Regions from separate parts of the Homo sapiens genome. Here all the other regions are linked to region 3. A link is a contact called in ENCODE Hi-C or POLR2A ChIA-PET data. All regions are on one chromosome and are shown on one strand. The core of a region is the stretch at or near the end of the contact, and the rest is flanking DNA. Distances in the headings are between cores, read along the strand shown. Region 1 holds the start of TAF8 (TATA-box binding protein associated factor 8). Region 2 holds the start of FOXP4 (forkhead box P4). Region 3 holds the start of SRF (serum response factor). Region 4 holds the start of SLC29A1 (solute carrier family 29 member 1 (Augustine blood group)). Region 5 holds the start of NFKBIE (NFKB inhibitor epsilon).

Evidence for each region. Hi-C counts contacts between places; a loop is a spot of excess contacts on that map. ChIA-PET counts read pairs that join two places held with the same protein, here RNA polymerase II (POLR2A). Pooled maps may share reads with other maps.
Region 1: a loop to region 3 is called in a map of sigmoid colon, with 7 times the contacts of the local background. The contact joins the promoter of TAF8 here to the promoter of SRF in region 3. A Hi-C loop is called at or near these places in 6 of 168 maps with a recorded cell type or tissue (CD4-positive, alpha-beta T cell, CD8-positive, alpha-beta T cell, ascending aorta and 2 more), 2 of 37 single-sample maps with no recorded cell type and 19 of 50 pooled maps. POLR2A ChIA-PET finds 5 or more read pairs at or near these places in 2 of 52 experiments (GM12878 and activated B cell).
Region 2: a pooled map shows a loop between it and region 3 (8-fold over the local background). The contact joins the promoter of FOXP4 here to the promoter of SRF in region 3. A Hi-C loop is called at or near these places in 1 of 168 maps with a recorded cell type or tissue (CD8-positive, alpha-beta T cell), 1 of 37 single-sample maps with no recorded cell type and 7 of 50 pooled maps.
Region 4: a loop to region 3 is called in a map of chondrocyte, with 7 times the contacts of the local background. The contact joins the promoter of SLC29A1 here to the promoter of SRF in region 3. A Hi-C loop is called at or near these places in 1 of 168 maps with a recorded cell type or tissue (chondrocyte) and 8 of 50 pooled maps. POLR2A ChIA-PET finds 5 or more read pairs at or near these places in 1 of 52 experiments (WTC11).
Region 5: a map of B cell shows a loop between it and region 3 (17-fold over the local background). The contact joins the promoter of NFKBIE here to the promoter of SRF in region 3. A Hi-C loop is called at or near these places in 1 of 168 maps with a recorded cell type or tissue (B cell), 3 of 37 single-sample maps with no recorded cell type and 7 of 50 pooled maps. POLR2A ChIA-PET finds 5 or more read pairs at or near these places in 2 of 52 experiments (MCF 10A and OCI-LY7).

What each region holds. Positions count from the first base shown.
Region 1 is chr6:42,049,159-42,051,858 of GRCh38, reverse strand. It overlaps TAF8 (TATA-box binding protein associated factor 8), which reads right to left and starts at 1,335. Exons shown (of 9, transcript NM_138572.3): 1 at 1,273-1,335; 2 at 346-502. The coding sequence starts at 1,317. It also overlaps a transcript of CCND3 not described here. RefSeq lists enhancers at 609-1,160, 830-1,379, 1,161-1,712.
Region 2 is chr6:41,545,034-41,547,733 of GRCh38, reverse strand. FOXP4 (forkhead box P4) reads right to left here and starts at 1,353. Exons shown (of 17, transcript NM_001012426.2): 1 at 867-1,353. The region is part of intron 1 of FOXP4-AS1 (FOXP4 antisense RNA 1); the gene reads left to right. RefSeq lists silencers at 37-186, 477-656, 727-1,406, 1,737-2,006 and an enhancer at 1,557-1,666.
Region 3 is chr6:43,169,932-43,172,631 of GRCh38, reverse strand. SRF (serum response factor) reads right to left here and starts at 1,363. Exons shown (of 7, transcript NM_003131.4): 1 at 463-1,363. The coding sequence starts at 975. RefSeq lists enhancers at 1-144, 1-403, 1,430-2,159 and a silencer at 875-1,454.
Region 4 is chr6:44,222,145-44,224,844 of GRCh38, reverse strand. It overlaps SLC29A1 (solute carrier family 29 member 1 (Augustine blood group)), which reads right to left and starts at 1,250. Exons shown (of 13, transcript NM_001372327.1): 1 at 1,204-1,250. RefSeq lists enhancers at 171-320, 563-1,421 and a silencer at 1,011-1,410.
Region 5 is chr6:44,264,129-44,266,828 of GRCh38, reverse strand. It overlaps NFKBIE (NFKB inhibitor epsilon), which reads left to right and starts at 1,278. Exons shown (of 6, transcript NM_004556.3): 1 at 1,278-1,847. The coding sequence starts at 1,483. RefSeq lists a silencer at 1,064-1,733 and enhancers at 1,652-2,151, 2,544-2,700.

The sequences.
Region 1 (2,700 bases), core at 86-2,585, 1.1 Mb after region 3:
GAGTGGCTGGGATTATAGACACCTGCCACCACGCCCAGCTAATTTTTTTGTGTGTTTTTTAGTAGAGACGGGGTTTCGCCACGTTGGCCAGGCTGGTCTTGAACTCCTGACTTCAGGTGATCCACCCGCCTCAGCCTCCTAAAGTACTGGGATTACAGGCGTGAGCCACCACGCTCGGCCCATTGTGCTGTTTTCTTTTCTCAACTTTTTACATTAAAAAAAATTTTTTTTCTCCCCTCTTAAGAAAAAAGTTTGTTTCTTAAATCCTCTCAAACACTATCACAAAGCAGGGCACAGAACTGATGTTGGGGTTGACTCCAAGGCCAAGTGTTTCCATGTACTCACAGCTCTGCAGCATCTCTGTCAGCGTTTCCACGGATGCTTTCTCGGCACTCTCAAACCCTGCCTCTGTCAGCAAGGAGCTCACAACCACCTGCAGGGTTCTCCTCCGGGCCAGATGATAGTTATCGGCAGGGTTAGTGGACTGTTTACTTCCCGATCTCTGTGAATCAGCAGAGAGATTTTCATCCACAGGAGAAGGATGCAATCACATAGTTCATACGTGGTCAACGGCAAGCAAAGTTATTTTACTAAATAATTTTATTTTAAAAATCAGTGCTTAATGTTTAGATTTACAGATCTTGGCCAACTGAGTAAAAATTGAGCACCCAAGGTGCTTTAAATACAGAGACCACTTCTCCGCTTACCTAAAACGTACAGTCCCAATGAGATAAAATAGCAGGTCTTTTACTTTCTACTTTAGCAGATTATTAGAATACATAGCTGAAGAAACACGCATGATGGGATTAAGACGTGTCCCGCAGAAAAAACAGGATCCCTCTCTTGTGCCTCCCATCTTCACACCATTTCATTGAAAGGGAAAATGAAAACAGTAACAAGAGGTGACCGCGAGGAGAGGAGGGCAAAAGATAAAAGCACAAAAAAGTAAGAAAGCTAAATATTTTGAAACGGGAATGCCTTTCAACTTTGGCCGGCCAATAAGAAGGCGAAAACGGCATCTTCAGACCAATCGGGGGTGTTCCGGGCTCCCAACCCCCAACAGCGAACGAGCCAATCAAGACACAGGTCCGCCAACTCCGGAGGCCGCAGCCAAGTCCCAAGGAGGGGGCGCCTACGGCCTGAAAACACCCTCCGCCAGTCGGAGCTCATGATGGGGCTGAATTTCTGGGCATTATCTTGTTGCTCAGTCGAGGGGAAAGTTGCAGGATACCCAAACTCTCTCGGCTCCGAGCCCGCGCTTCCTGCCCTTACCGTTCCGGAGCCACCGGCCCCAGCTGTGGCCGCCGCGTCGGCCATCTTGTTCTGGCGTAGTGTGCGCGAGCGCGGGGCGCGATGGGACTTGTAGTCGCGGGGCGGGGCGGGGCGGGGCGGCGTGCGCCCCTTGGTTTTCCGAAGCCCAGTCGGTTGGGGGACGCCTCCGGTGACCCCGGCTCACGTGACTTTTTTTTTTTTTTTTTGGATACAGAGTCTTGCTCCGTTTCACAGGCTAGAGTGCAATGGCGCGATCTCGGTTCACTGCAACCTCCACCTCCCAGGCTCAAGCGATCCTCCCGCCTCAGCCTCCGGAGTAGCTGGGATTACAGGCGGGCACCACCACGCCCCGCTAGTTTTTGTATTTTTAGTAGAGACCGAGTTTCGCCATGTTGGCCAGGCTGGTCTCGAACACCTAAGCTCAAGCAGTCCGCGGCCTCGGCCTCACAAGGTGCTGGGATTACAGGCGTGAGCTACCGCGCCAGCCTCACGTGACCTTTTGAGAGTGAAGTGTTCTGGGGCCTTCAGTGGCTTGGTTGTGGGCCAGGAAAACGCGCCCGGTTTCACTGAGTTAAAAGAAACCTATTTTAATATGAAAATCGGTTCTTATAAAGAGCATACCAGGAGATCATCTACACTCGCAGGGTTTTCCAAACTTGTCTTATTATTAGTAACACCTGGCTGGGCCCAGCCCAATCCCAGTGACTTCACTCTCTGGAAGAGGGGCTTGGGAATCTTTCTCATTAAGGAGCTCCCCAGATGATTCTTCTGAGCGAGTAATGTTGGGAAACCCTGGAGCATCCAGCCTGGTGATTTTGTGCTGAGGGCCGCCCCGCCTGTCAATGGCCCACTTGGAAGTAGAGCCTGGACCACCTAGTCCAAGTCTATCGCTGCATCCTGCTGCCTTCGCGCCCTCGACCCGCAAGTATTTGCGAGGCAAGTCTAGGGGGCGGGAGACTTGTCCCTTGCCGCCTCACTCCCAGGGCGTGGGGTGCCCGCGGCTACCAGTGGTTTTCTCCCTAGCCTGTCAGCCCCTCTAGCTGCGCCGTGTTCGTCCCCATTTGCAGGTGCCTGGCAGGACGCAGATTCTGGGCTTGGATCCTAACACTAGCCAGCTATGGTACTTCGGGCACTTGACCTTAATCCTCAGTGTGTCTCAGTTTCCTCTTCTGTAAAGCTGGGGGAAAGATGAGATGATACACAGAAAGAGTCTGTCACAGTGCCTGACGTGTAGTAAGAGTCAAGAAATCGGCCGGGCGCGGTGGCTCTCGCCTGTAATCCCAGCACTTTGAGAGGCCGAGGCGGGTGGATCACCTCAGGTCAGGAGTTCGAGACCAGCCTGACCAACATGGTGAAACCCCGTGTCTACTAAAAATACACAAAATTAGCCGGGCGTGGCGGCGTGCGCCTGTAGTCCTAGCTACTCGG
Region 2 (2,700 bases), core at 104-2,603, 1.6 Mb after region 3:
CCCCGTGGCCGCCCTCTCTTCCCCCCTTAAGTGGTGAAGCGGGAGCTCTCTCCACAGCGGGTGAGTAGAGGTGTCAGCCAGATCGTTTCCCCACCCTCCACCTCCGGCGCACAAATCACAGGGGCCATTTCCAGACGCTCTCAAGTCCCCAAGAAGTTTTCCGCTCTATCCCCGAGCTGACCGAGCGATGGAAAAGGGGCTGACTGGCCCTGGCACTTCCGAGGTGCGACCTCAGCAAGACAAGTCCCCTCTTCACCAGAGACGACACGGCGGGTAGGACCGCGATCCCCCGCTCTCTTGCCCCCATTTTCATCTGTCTCCGGCGCGTCCTGGGGAGTCCGGTACCGACTAGAGTTGGGGGGAGCCACTTCCCTTCCCAGCTCTGGAAAGTCTGGGCCGGGAAGTATTCTTTGTCTGACTCGGGGCGGGGAGGGGGTCGCGCCCCCGTACACCCCATTCCCAGAGGCCCGGCGGGGAGGGGGCGGGGCCCAGATTCTTGGGGAAGGGCGGGCCTCGGTGGCCTCTCCGGCCGCCCCCCTCCCCGCCCCGGCCTCCGGCTGCCCCCACTCCCGCCGCGCCACAGCCCCCACCTGTTCCCGAGGCAGCTCCGGCCCGCTGGGGCCCGGGCCAGGGGCGGAATGTCGCGGCTGCGCGGGGTCAGTGCGCCACGGCCGGCCCTGGCTGGAACAAAGTGCGCCGGCCCGGGCCCGGCTCCTCCTGGCGCCCGGCGCCCAGCGCGTCTCGGGCGGGCAGTTTGCAAACACAAAGTGAGCCAGCGAGCGGGCGAGAGAGTGCGCGAGCGAGGGAGTTGGTCTGGTCGCCCGCCCAGCCCCCACCCACGTCCCTGGGCCCGACCCGCCACCTACCTGTCCCGCCCGGCCGCTCCGTGCGGGCTCCGGCCCGTCAGCCCGCGCGGGGCATGGGGCTCGCTCCGGTCGCAGCCCGGGCCCGCCGCCGCCCGCCGGGGCTGCCCTTCCGCGCCGCCCCGCGTCGCGCAGCTCCCGGGCGTCCTCCCAGCGCGCCGGGCCGACCGCCGCGCGCCTCAACCCCGCCGGGGCATGGCACTTTGTGGGCTGCTTGGCTCGCTCCGGCTCCGCTCTTCCTTCCCGGTCCTTCCGCGACGCTCGTCAGCTCGCTCCGGCTCCCGGGCTCCCGGACCCCGGCGTCCCCGCCCCCGGCCCAGCCCTGGTTCCGGCCCGGGCTCCTCCCCGCCGCGCCGCCGCCGCCTGCGCCGCGCCCTCCTCGCGGGCTGGGGGCTCCGTCCCGGCCGCCGGCCGCCGGCCGCACTGTCCGGTCCGCAGGGACGGCGGGCTCCGGACTCCGAGGGGCTGCGACTGAGCCTGGGCTGCGAGTGGCTGCGAGCGGGCGGCGCGCGGGCGGGGCGGGAGGGGGCGGGGGAGGAGGAGGGTGGAGAGGGAAGGAGGGAGCGCGCGGAGAGCGAGGGAGGAGGGAGCGAGAGAGCAAGCGGCGGAGGGAGGGGAGACCAACTTCTAGTGCTACCATAATTCGCCTAAAGCAGGTGCAGCAACTTTCACCCCGCCTGGCAGCCCGCTGAGAGCGAGAGAAAACCACGTGCACCAAACTTTAGGGGAGGAAAAATGGGAACGTGGGGAGAAGACGTGAGGCGGCAGATCTGAAAAAGATGGTAGGTGGAGGGACCCCAGGGATTCACCCTGGCCTCGGACTAATCCTATGGGGCGCTTGCAAACCCCGGCCATCCCCTGGAGTCTGAAGGTACGGCCAAGTCCTGATCCCACACGGTTCACTGGTTCCCGGCGGGCTGCGCTCGGCGCGGGGAGTGGCCGGGGGCCCAGAGACGGAGCCAGTGTCAGGCCCGGGCCCTGTCTGGCCTCCCTCCTGCTCCCCACTGCGTGGGGGCTGGGGGTGGGCTTCCTGAGCCGAGGGTAGAAGGTGGGGAGGCCCCTTCAGGGCTTTGTGAACGGTCACCCCCTGGCGCGCACTGCCTCCCTCTGCGGAAAGGGAATTTCCCGTAAAGTGCTCTGCGAACCAGTGAAGAAGGGGCCCAAGGCCAGAGCCATGCGGGCAAAGTGAAGTGCAAAGTTGAGGCAATTATCCGGACAAATTAGATTGTAAACAAAACCCCGCGTCTCTGAACATCGCTTTTGCCCAGGGGGACTGGAGGGATTGTGGTGGTGGCGGCGATGGTGTGTTTGGGTTGGGAGGGGGAGGTCTGGGTGAGGAAATGCCCACGGCCCAAGGGGGAGGGCTGTGTTGTTAGCAGACGCACCACTCAGAGTCCCGTGGAAATCTCAATACCCGTCCCCCTCCCCGCCCCACACACGCCGGAAACATCTCCCATCTGTCTGCATGTGTTGGGGGTGGGGAGAAGTGAAGGAGGCCTCAGGGGTCCTCATGAAGTACCCCAACCCAGCTCAGTGATGCCGGGTCCCCATGACCAAGGGAGGATCCTGTTGTGGGATCAGGACAAGAAGACAGTGGCTCTTGAAGCCTCTCCTGGCCCTAAATCCTCAGGCAGGTGGACAAGAGGCTGGCATAGTATGTGAGCCCCTGTGGAGTGGGAGCTGGAAGCCTGAGGTGTGGGGTCGGAGCTGCAAGGATTGATGCTTAGTTGCCTGGGGGGAGGGGATTTCTTGGCCGTTCCAGTGGTCCTTGAAAGAAAAGGGGACCTCAGAGAGGAGGCACCCTCTTGGGTTGTTTTTCATCACTTCTGTCCCTTTT
Region 3 (2,700 bases), core at 114-2,613:
CACACATGTTCGCTCATTGTTGTCATGCAGCTCCAGCCTCCTCACCTCCATACCTTCTCGTTTGCTCCCTGCTTTTCCGGCGCCCTCGTCCGAACACCGGAGTGCACTGGACCTACTGATCCCGGGTTCTCATTATCCACCTCCCCGGCAGCCTCGTAGCCTCCCATCACCGCTCCTCACCCCTTCACTCAGCAAGGGCCCTCTTCCTCTCTGGCGCCGGTCACTCCCACCTCTGCGCCTTTCCCCACGGTTGCGAGCGTTCGCGGGATCTCCCCTCTCCCCACATTTCCCCGGCGGCCCCTCCCCTTCGGCCCTCCCCGGGCAGGAGCCATCCCCTCCCACACACCTCCTGCGGACTCGCAGCCTCTCACCTCCGCCTCGGCTCTGCGGTCCTCCCGGGCTCCCTTTGCACATCCCCACCCCAACCGGGCCCCGGGGCCGGCCAGCCCCCCGGCTTGGTACCTTCTTCATGATGCCCGTCTTCCTCTTGCTGAAGGTCGTGTAGCGCCGCAGCTTGTTGTCGATGAACTCCATCTTGATCTTCACGCGGCCCCGGGTCTTCTTACCCGGCTTGGCCCCGCTCACCGCGCCGCTCACCGGCCCGTAGCCCCCGGTGGCCGCTGCCGACGCCTCGGGCCCACCGACCACCATACCGATCTCCATCTCGCTCAGGCTCCGCTTCAGGCCGCGCCGCTCGGCGCCCAGCTCCTCCTCCTCGCCCGACTCCGAGTCGCCCTCGCTGCCGCTGTAGAGGGCCCCCGCGGTGGGCGCCGGGGTGGTTGCCGCCGCTGCCGCAGCCTCCCGCTCCAGGCGGCCGGGCCCGAGCCCCGCGCCATTCCCGGGGACCCGGCCCCCGTTAGCCCCGCGTGTCCCGCCGCCGCCGCCCGGCCGCCCCGTCGGGGTCCGGTTCAGGCTGCCCCCCAGGGCCGAGCCCCGGCCCAGAGCCGCCGCGGCCCCAGCTTGGGTCGGTAACATGGCGCTCGATGCAGGAGGGCGGACGGGCAGTCAGCGAGGAATCGGAGCCGCCGCAGCCGCCGCCATCGGCTTCCCGGCTCAACCCGGCACTCCCGCTGCTGCTAGTGCCGCTATCGCTGCCGCGGCCGCCGCTGCGAACCCGGGGCCCCTGCACGCCCGGGCCGACCTGGGCCCTCACTTTCCTGCCCCTGTGGCCCGGGTTGCCCCAGGCCGCGCGCAGCGCCCCCTGTCCGTCTGCTAGGGCGGCGCGCCGGGCGGCCGTCAGCGTCCCCCGGGGGGCAGGGGCTGCTGGCCGCGGCCGAGACGGCGGGTGGAGGGGGCCGGGACCACGCGCTGGCGGCGGAGGGATCCCCCGACCCTTCCCCCCATATAAAGAGATACAATGTTTCCTTTTATGGCGAGGCCGCTCCTTATATGGTGAGCCCCAGCGCCCCCGCCCCATTGGTCCGTGGTTCCGGCACCTCCGCTCCCCATTGGCCCACAAGAGGGCGCTTATTTGCATAGACATACCGAACTCGTTGCTGTCATCTCGCGTCAGACCGCGACTCTGAGAGGGGTGGAGCCGACGCCTCTTAAAGGAACCGGAGAGCAGGCACGATTCCGCCTCCCTGAACCCGAGAATGATAGAACGGTTTGGGAGGCACCCGCGGAGAAGGAGGCTGGGACTGGAGCGCAGTCTTGCGGAAGAGAGGGAGCAGCACTAGTAAATGGGCACCGGGACCGCTGGAGGCAAACACTGGGGAAACCCCTGGGTGGATTGTGGGGTTTGCAGTAAATAAAAAAATACAGCCCAAATTCCAAGGGAGGAGTGCAGGGATTGATTGGAGCATTTCCTCACGCCTTCCTAAGGGAGGCACAGTTATTGGCTGAGCGGAGAGAGCTTGGGTCCCCGCCCGGTGTCCAGACTCGTCGCGCCCCAGCCTCTCAGCTCTAACTTTTCCCCTACCCCCAACTTCCCTTCCCTTTCCCTCGCTTTTGTAGGCGACGAAACTTTCCCACCGGGCTGGCTCGAGGATCTTCATTCATCATCCTCTGCACTGGGGGGTCTTTGGCAGACATACATCTGGAAAAGGCTGGTGGAGGGGAGGGCGAGAGAGAGAGATCGGCCTCCCAGTCCTGAGGCGGGCAGGGAGGAGAGACGGAGATCAGGGAGGAGAGATGGAGATCAGTGAAGACTTCCAGCTGCAGGCTGGACTTGGGGAGGAGGACGTCCCGAGGATAAAGCCCACCCTACAGCCAGTGCAAAGACTTGGGAAAGTGTGGCCCGACAGAAAGTTTAAGCCCAAGCAAGCACGCTCGCGCACACACACGCACATACACACACTTCTCTGGAAAGCCCGTTGGAGAAAAAAAAAAAAGTTTCACACAGGGTATCGCTCTGTCGCCCAACCTGGAGTGCAGTGGCGGGATCTGAGCTCATTGCAACCTCTGCCTCCCGGGTTCAAGCGATTCTCCCACCTCCGCCTCTCACGTAGCTGGAACTACAGGTGCGCGCCACCACTCTGGCCTAATTTTTGTATTTTTTGTAGAGATGGGGTTTTGCCATGTTGCCCAGACTGGTTTCGAACTCCTGGCCTCAAGCGATCCTTCCCCCTCGGCTTCCCAAAGTGCTGGGATTATAGGCATGAACCACCGTGCCCAGCAGAAAAAAAAAAAAAAAAAAAAAAAAACTTAAAAGATTAGAACTGGGGTGCTGCAAAGTGAGGTTCAAGCTCTGGGTCTGGG
Region 4 (2,700 bases), core at 1-2,500, 1.1 Mb before region 3:
GATACCAGCTCAGAGCATCTGGTGTCCCTCCAACTATGCCTTGGCCTGCTGAGGTGGGCCCCTGAAAGTAGCCACCAAATTGAGTACCTCCCTGCCTCCAGACTCCCAACACCTCTCCTGCAATTCTCCACTCCCAGGATTTCATATGGGGCTAGCCACTACCTGCAGATCTCTTGTCTTTTCTTCACAACCACCCATAAGCTAGTACTAGCACTGAATAGATGGGGCCAGCTGAGGTTCAGAGGGGTTGAGTCACTTGCCTGAAGTCACAGAGCTGGTGAGTGGAGGAGCTAGAATCCATATTAAATGTTCAAGCTCCTTTTGGAATGGAGAGAGGTATAAAAGCTGCTTCTCAGTTAGCCCTGTAGACTGGGAGGTGGGGGGAACTCTGATTCAACTAAAGGGAAAAATGAGGTGGAGACCAAGATCATTCCCAGCCTGACTTGAGTGTCAGGCAGCTCAGCCCCGCCCCATCACACACATCCTGGCATGGGGAGCTTACACAAGCAGGAGGAAAGTTGGAGGGTCTGGAGGCCACCGAGAGGAGTAGGCAAAGGGACTACCACAGGGCTGCAGAGAGACCCCTAGAGGTGTGAGGGCAGGGTTGGAGCCAGCCTTGACCTACGACTGCTCTCTCCTGGTAAGCAAAGCCGAGGACTGTTTGTCTTCACCCTCTCATATACCCTCACAGTAAATCAGTAAATGAAGACGTGCGCAGGAAGGAGACGCCAGGGATACGAGTTTAGCCAGTAAAAGACCGGGGTTAAAGAGACAGCCCCGCACCTCCGCTCGCGAGCCTGCACCTCCGCTCGCGAGCCTCCATCCCCATCCCCATCCCCATACCCCTCCGCCAGCGCAGTCAGCGGCACGGCCCCTCCCTGATACCGACCAGATCGATGGGGATCACCCGTCCACTCGCCTGCCCCTTGCGGAGGTCAACGTGACCGCAGCCTGTTTTAGGCCCGGGAGCCAGGCCGCCCCGCCCAGCTTGGGTCCCGGTCCCCGCAGGGTCCTCAGGCTCCCTGGCCCGTGCGCGCCACGTGCTGCGCGGCTCCGCACGCTCCGCACTGGGGCCCCACCCGGCGTCCCTTCTCCGGGCTGCGGAGCCGTCAGGCCCGCCCTCCCTGCCCTCCGTGGCAGGCGGGCAGCGGCGTCTTCCGCCCCGGCAGTCCCCAGTCCCCAGTCCCCGGCCCCGGGCAGCACCTGCCGCAGAAGCACTGCTCCCGCGCTGAGATCCGCGCGCTCTCGCTGCAGCTTCCCTCTCCCGCCGGGGCACATTCAAACCCGCCCTCCGCTGAGCTCGCCCCGCCCTGCGCCCACTGCCACCTCCCCGACGCCCGCGGCCCCGCCCCCGGCCCACCCCTGCCACCCCGCGGCGACTCCGCGCGCTCCGCCGCTCCCACCCCGAGCCCCTGCGCCCCCAGGGCCGCCTGGTCGTGTTATTGCGGTAGATAGGACCTCTTTGGGCCCTGCCACACCAAGGCTGTCTGTCCATCGTGTGGGGTACATGGGGCTGGAGGGTACAGCCACACATTAAGGACCTGCGCAGACTCCCATAAAATTCATCTCGGGACTGTTCCATTTACACACCCGCTGCTCAGACCGGCCCCGACGCTCCACGGCCCACTCCACCTCAGATATTCCGTTATCCCTTCCCAAGCCCTGCCCACGCCGCGCTTCCTCCACACTGCACCTTTTTCCTCCCAGCGCCCTCCCTTTCAGCGCCCCCTTCTTTCTTTCAGTCCCCCTCCTCTTCTTTTCCTTCAAAACTGCTTCTGTCCCCACCGCGCATTTTCTGTGACCAGCATGATGGGTTTTCCCATCCCTGACACATCCAGTCCCAGCCACAGACGCGCAAACACCACCCCACTCACAACTTTGACTTGGAGGGGGTATGTGCCTCTGCCTGTGCTTGCGTGTGCGCGCGGAGGGGGGTGGGGCAAAGCCCTCCAGCTCCCTCATAATTCACCCTTTCTAAATCCAGCACTTTGGAAAACTGAGGCACAGGTGGGAATGGGAAGAGAAAAAGCTAGGAACAGCCTTATATCCTCAGTGAATCCTATTGTCCCAGCCATCCTGACAGGCGGAAGCCTTGCTGAGTATGTCTTTCACTAGCTAAGGAGGAAGGTGTGGGCGTGCTGAGGGGTGGTCCAGCAAGTCCCTCCAAGGGAGGGGGAGGGAGGCCCTCTCTTTGGTCGGGCAATAAATGGGGTGGGGTGGGGGGCACTCCCTGCCCTTCCAGCAGTACTCAGTGCTAGAGGATGATCCTAAGGCTGGAAAGGTCCTGAGGAGAAAATCCAACCCACGCTGCCCACCCCATGCCCACTGACCCGAAGGGCTTGTCCCCTAGAGAAGCCACAGACACTGATTAACAACTGGCAGTACCTCACATCATAGGGATAAGGTAGTCCTACCCTGTCCCCAGAGAAACAGACAGGGCCCTAAGGAGAGAGGTGGCTTTTCTAATTAGGGTCAGTGGCTCTCCCCAAGCTACTCCAGAATGGGTGTCCCCAGCCTTCTGTTTCCATGCCCCACAGAGATGACACACATATTCCTTCCCAACCCTCCCCCACCCCACCCCCATCCCCCACATCCCCGCCAGCCCTAACCAGAGGGCAGGAAGATGGGTTTAGGTGGTATTTTTCCAGGCACAGCCCCATGACTTGAGAGTGGCTTCATGTCTGTCCACAACCCCCTAAT
Region 5 (2,700 bases), core at 29-2,528, 1.1 Mb before region 3:
AGATGGAAAAGCTACATGTTCCCTTGCGGATAACCCTCTAAGGGCATTGCTGGCGTTAGGCTGATAGCACTTGGAATAGTGGGGAGGAATGAGGGAATAAATCATGGAGCATGGGCTTAGGGCTCACTTGTAGTAGGGTGCTCCCACGGCCTTCCTAGGCCCAGGGACAGTGAAAGAGGAAAGATGTTTTGGGACTAAGATTGGGGCTGTGTTGGGGACCTGAGCAGAGTGCAACCCAGCATGTCTGGGGCCTCCCCAACCTGACCCCACTTCCTTGACTGCTGGGGTTGACCAGAAACTGTAACTACCCAAGGCCAGGGTTTCACCCTTTGAGGAAGAAGAAACTCCACAACCACTTTACTTTTTAGACAACAGTTTCCCTGAGAAGACGCTCTTTCCAAAAAAACATTTTCATGCCCAATTCCATGTGATGTGGGACGTTGACACAGGAGACTGTCTTCCAGGACCCAGGAGAACTGCTCCTTTAAAGATAATGGGAGTCCCCTTTCCCTACCCGTACCCCTGGGCACTGATAGGGAAAGATGAGAAAGCAAGAGAAATTGAGATAAATGGGCAGGGGATAGGAAGCAGTGCTTCCCCATCCCATCGCCTACATGCCCTCCCCCAAAGATGCCAGCTTGTACGGACAATTAATAGATATTTCTTTTAAAACAAATGAATGATCCGGGACCGGTGGCTCACAGCCTGTAATCCCAGCACTTTGGTAGTCCGAGGCAGGCAGATCGCTTGAACCCAGGAGTTCGAGACCAGCCTGGGCAACGTAGCGAGACCCCCGTCTCTACTTGTAGTCCCAGCTACTCGAAAGGCTGAGGCAGGAGAATCGCTTGAACCCAGGAGGCGGAGGTTGCAGTGAGCAGAGATCAACCACTGCACTCCAGCCTGGGCAACAGAGCAAGACTTCGTCTCAAAAAAATAAAAAATAAAAATAAAACAAATGAATTAAGAAATAGAAGTGAAAGAAGGAAACAGTACATGCGTGGAACTAATGAATGGAGTGAAGGAGGAAGGGGGAAAGAGTGAATGAATGAATGAATGAATGAGTGAATGAATCAACGAAGGAGTGAGTCAAGGCCCGGGAACCACAGACTCCAAGCCTACGCAGAGCCCGGGAAGGGGGATTCCGGAGGGGCGGGGCCTCTTTCCGGAAGCGCCCGCCGGGGGCGGGGAGGGGGCGGGGCCATCCGCGTGAGGCGACCCTGTTGGTCCGGAGGGGCGGGGCGAGGAGGAGGACCCGCTTGGGCGGTTCGGCTGCCCACAGTAACCGCTGGGTGGACCTGGCCAGCGCTCCGAACCTTGTCCTCGCTGCGCGCCGGCCCCTCGGAGCCCCACAGCCCGGGAAGGAGGCCGCCGCGGGCCGGGCGCCCGCTCTGCCAAGCGGACCCGCAACCCGGAAAGGCGGCGCGGCGGAGCCTGGAGCCGGATCCTGCTCAGACCGGGCCCCGGCCGGCCAGAGCCGCGGGCATGTCGGAGGCGCGGAAGGGGCCGGACGAGGCGGAGGAGAGCCAGTACGACTCTGGCATTGAGTCTCTGCGCTCTCTGCGCTCCCTACCCGAGTCCACCTCGGCTCCAGCCTCCGGGCCCTCGGACGGCAGCCCCCAGCCCTGCACCCATCCTCCGGGACCCGTCAAGGAACCACAGGAGAAGGAAGACGCGGATGGGGAGCGGGCTGATTCCACCTATGGCTCCTCCTCGCTCACCTACACCCTGTCCTTGCTGGGGGGCCCCGAGGCTGAGGACCCGGCCCCACGCCTGCCACTCCCCCACGTGGGGGCGCTGAGCCCTCAGCAGCTGGAAGCACTCACTTACATCTCCGAGGACGGAGACACGTGAGTATGGGGGCTAGGCTGAATCGGGATGCTAACTCTGGGCCTGCCCAAGAGCCGCAACAGGTCGGGCACCCCCACTCCCCCGTGAAGATCCTTCAAGTCCCCATTCGCTCTTCCAAACTCCAGACTTAACTCTCAGCCCACTTTTGAGGTCCAGCTAGGCCATGGAATCATCTCTGTCCTCCCATTTCGGGGTGGGCAGAGCTGGCAGGACCCTTAACCCAGCCAGCATCTTGGAAATCTACCAATAATCCACCCTTAGGAAGAGAAAATTCCCCTGACCAAGTCCAGTTTTTTTGTTTCTTCTTGCTGGGGAAGGGGACATCCTTATTTGCTCAATATCTGGGATTCCCAGTTCCTGACCTCAGAATGCTCTGTCTCAAGGAACAACAGGTGCCAGTTACAGGTTGCCAGTCGGGGCCAGGAAGCTAGGCATGGGGGGTGCCACCAGGGTGTAGGTTTGGGACTGGTCCTCAGGAGGATGGGGTGAGCCAGGCTGGGGCACTCTTGCCCCAGCAGACAGACAGGCGGCTGGCTGCCCCAGCTTACTTCCTCCTCTGCTAAGAAAGGGGAAGTGAGGGCTAGAGTCAGCGTCCCTGACATCCTCTACCTCCAGAGCCCCCAGTCCCACTAACTGTCGTGTCTCACTCCCTCACTTAACCCTTCCTCCTCCAGACCCAGATGGAGTTTGGTGGGAGTGGGCCAGAGGGCAGTTGAAGTAAAAGGCAGTTGTGTGGGATGGGTTGGCCAGTTGAGGATTTAGCCCCCCAGGAAGAAGAAAACATTGACAGAGGAGGGAAAGGTTGGGAACTGGGGATGAGAAATAGAGTTGGGGAGGGCTGGAATCCCTGGT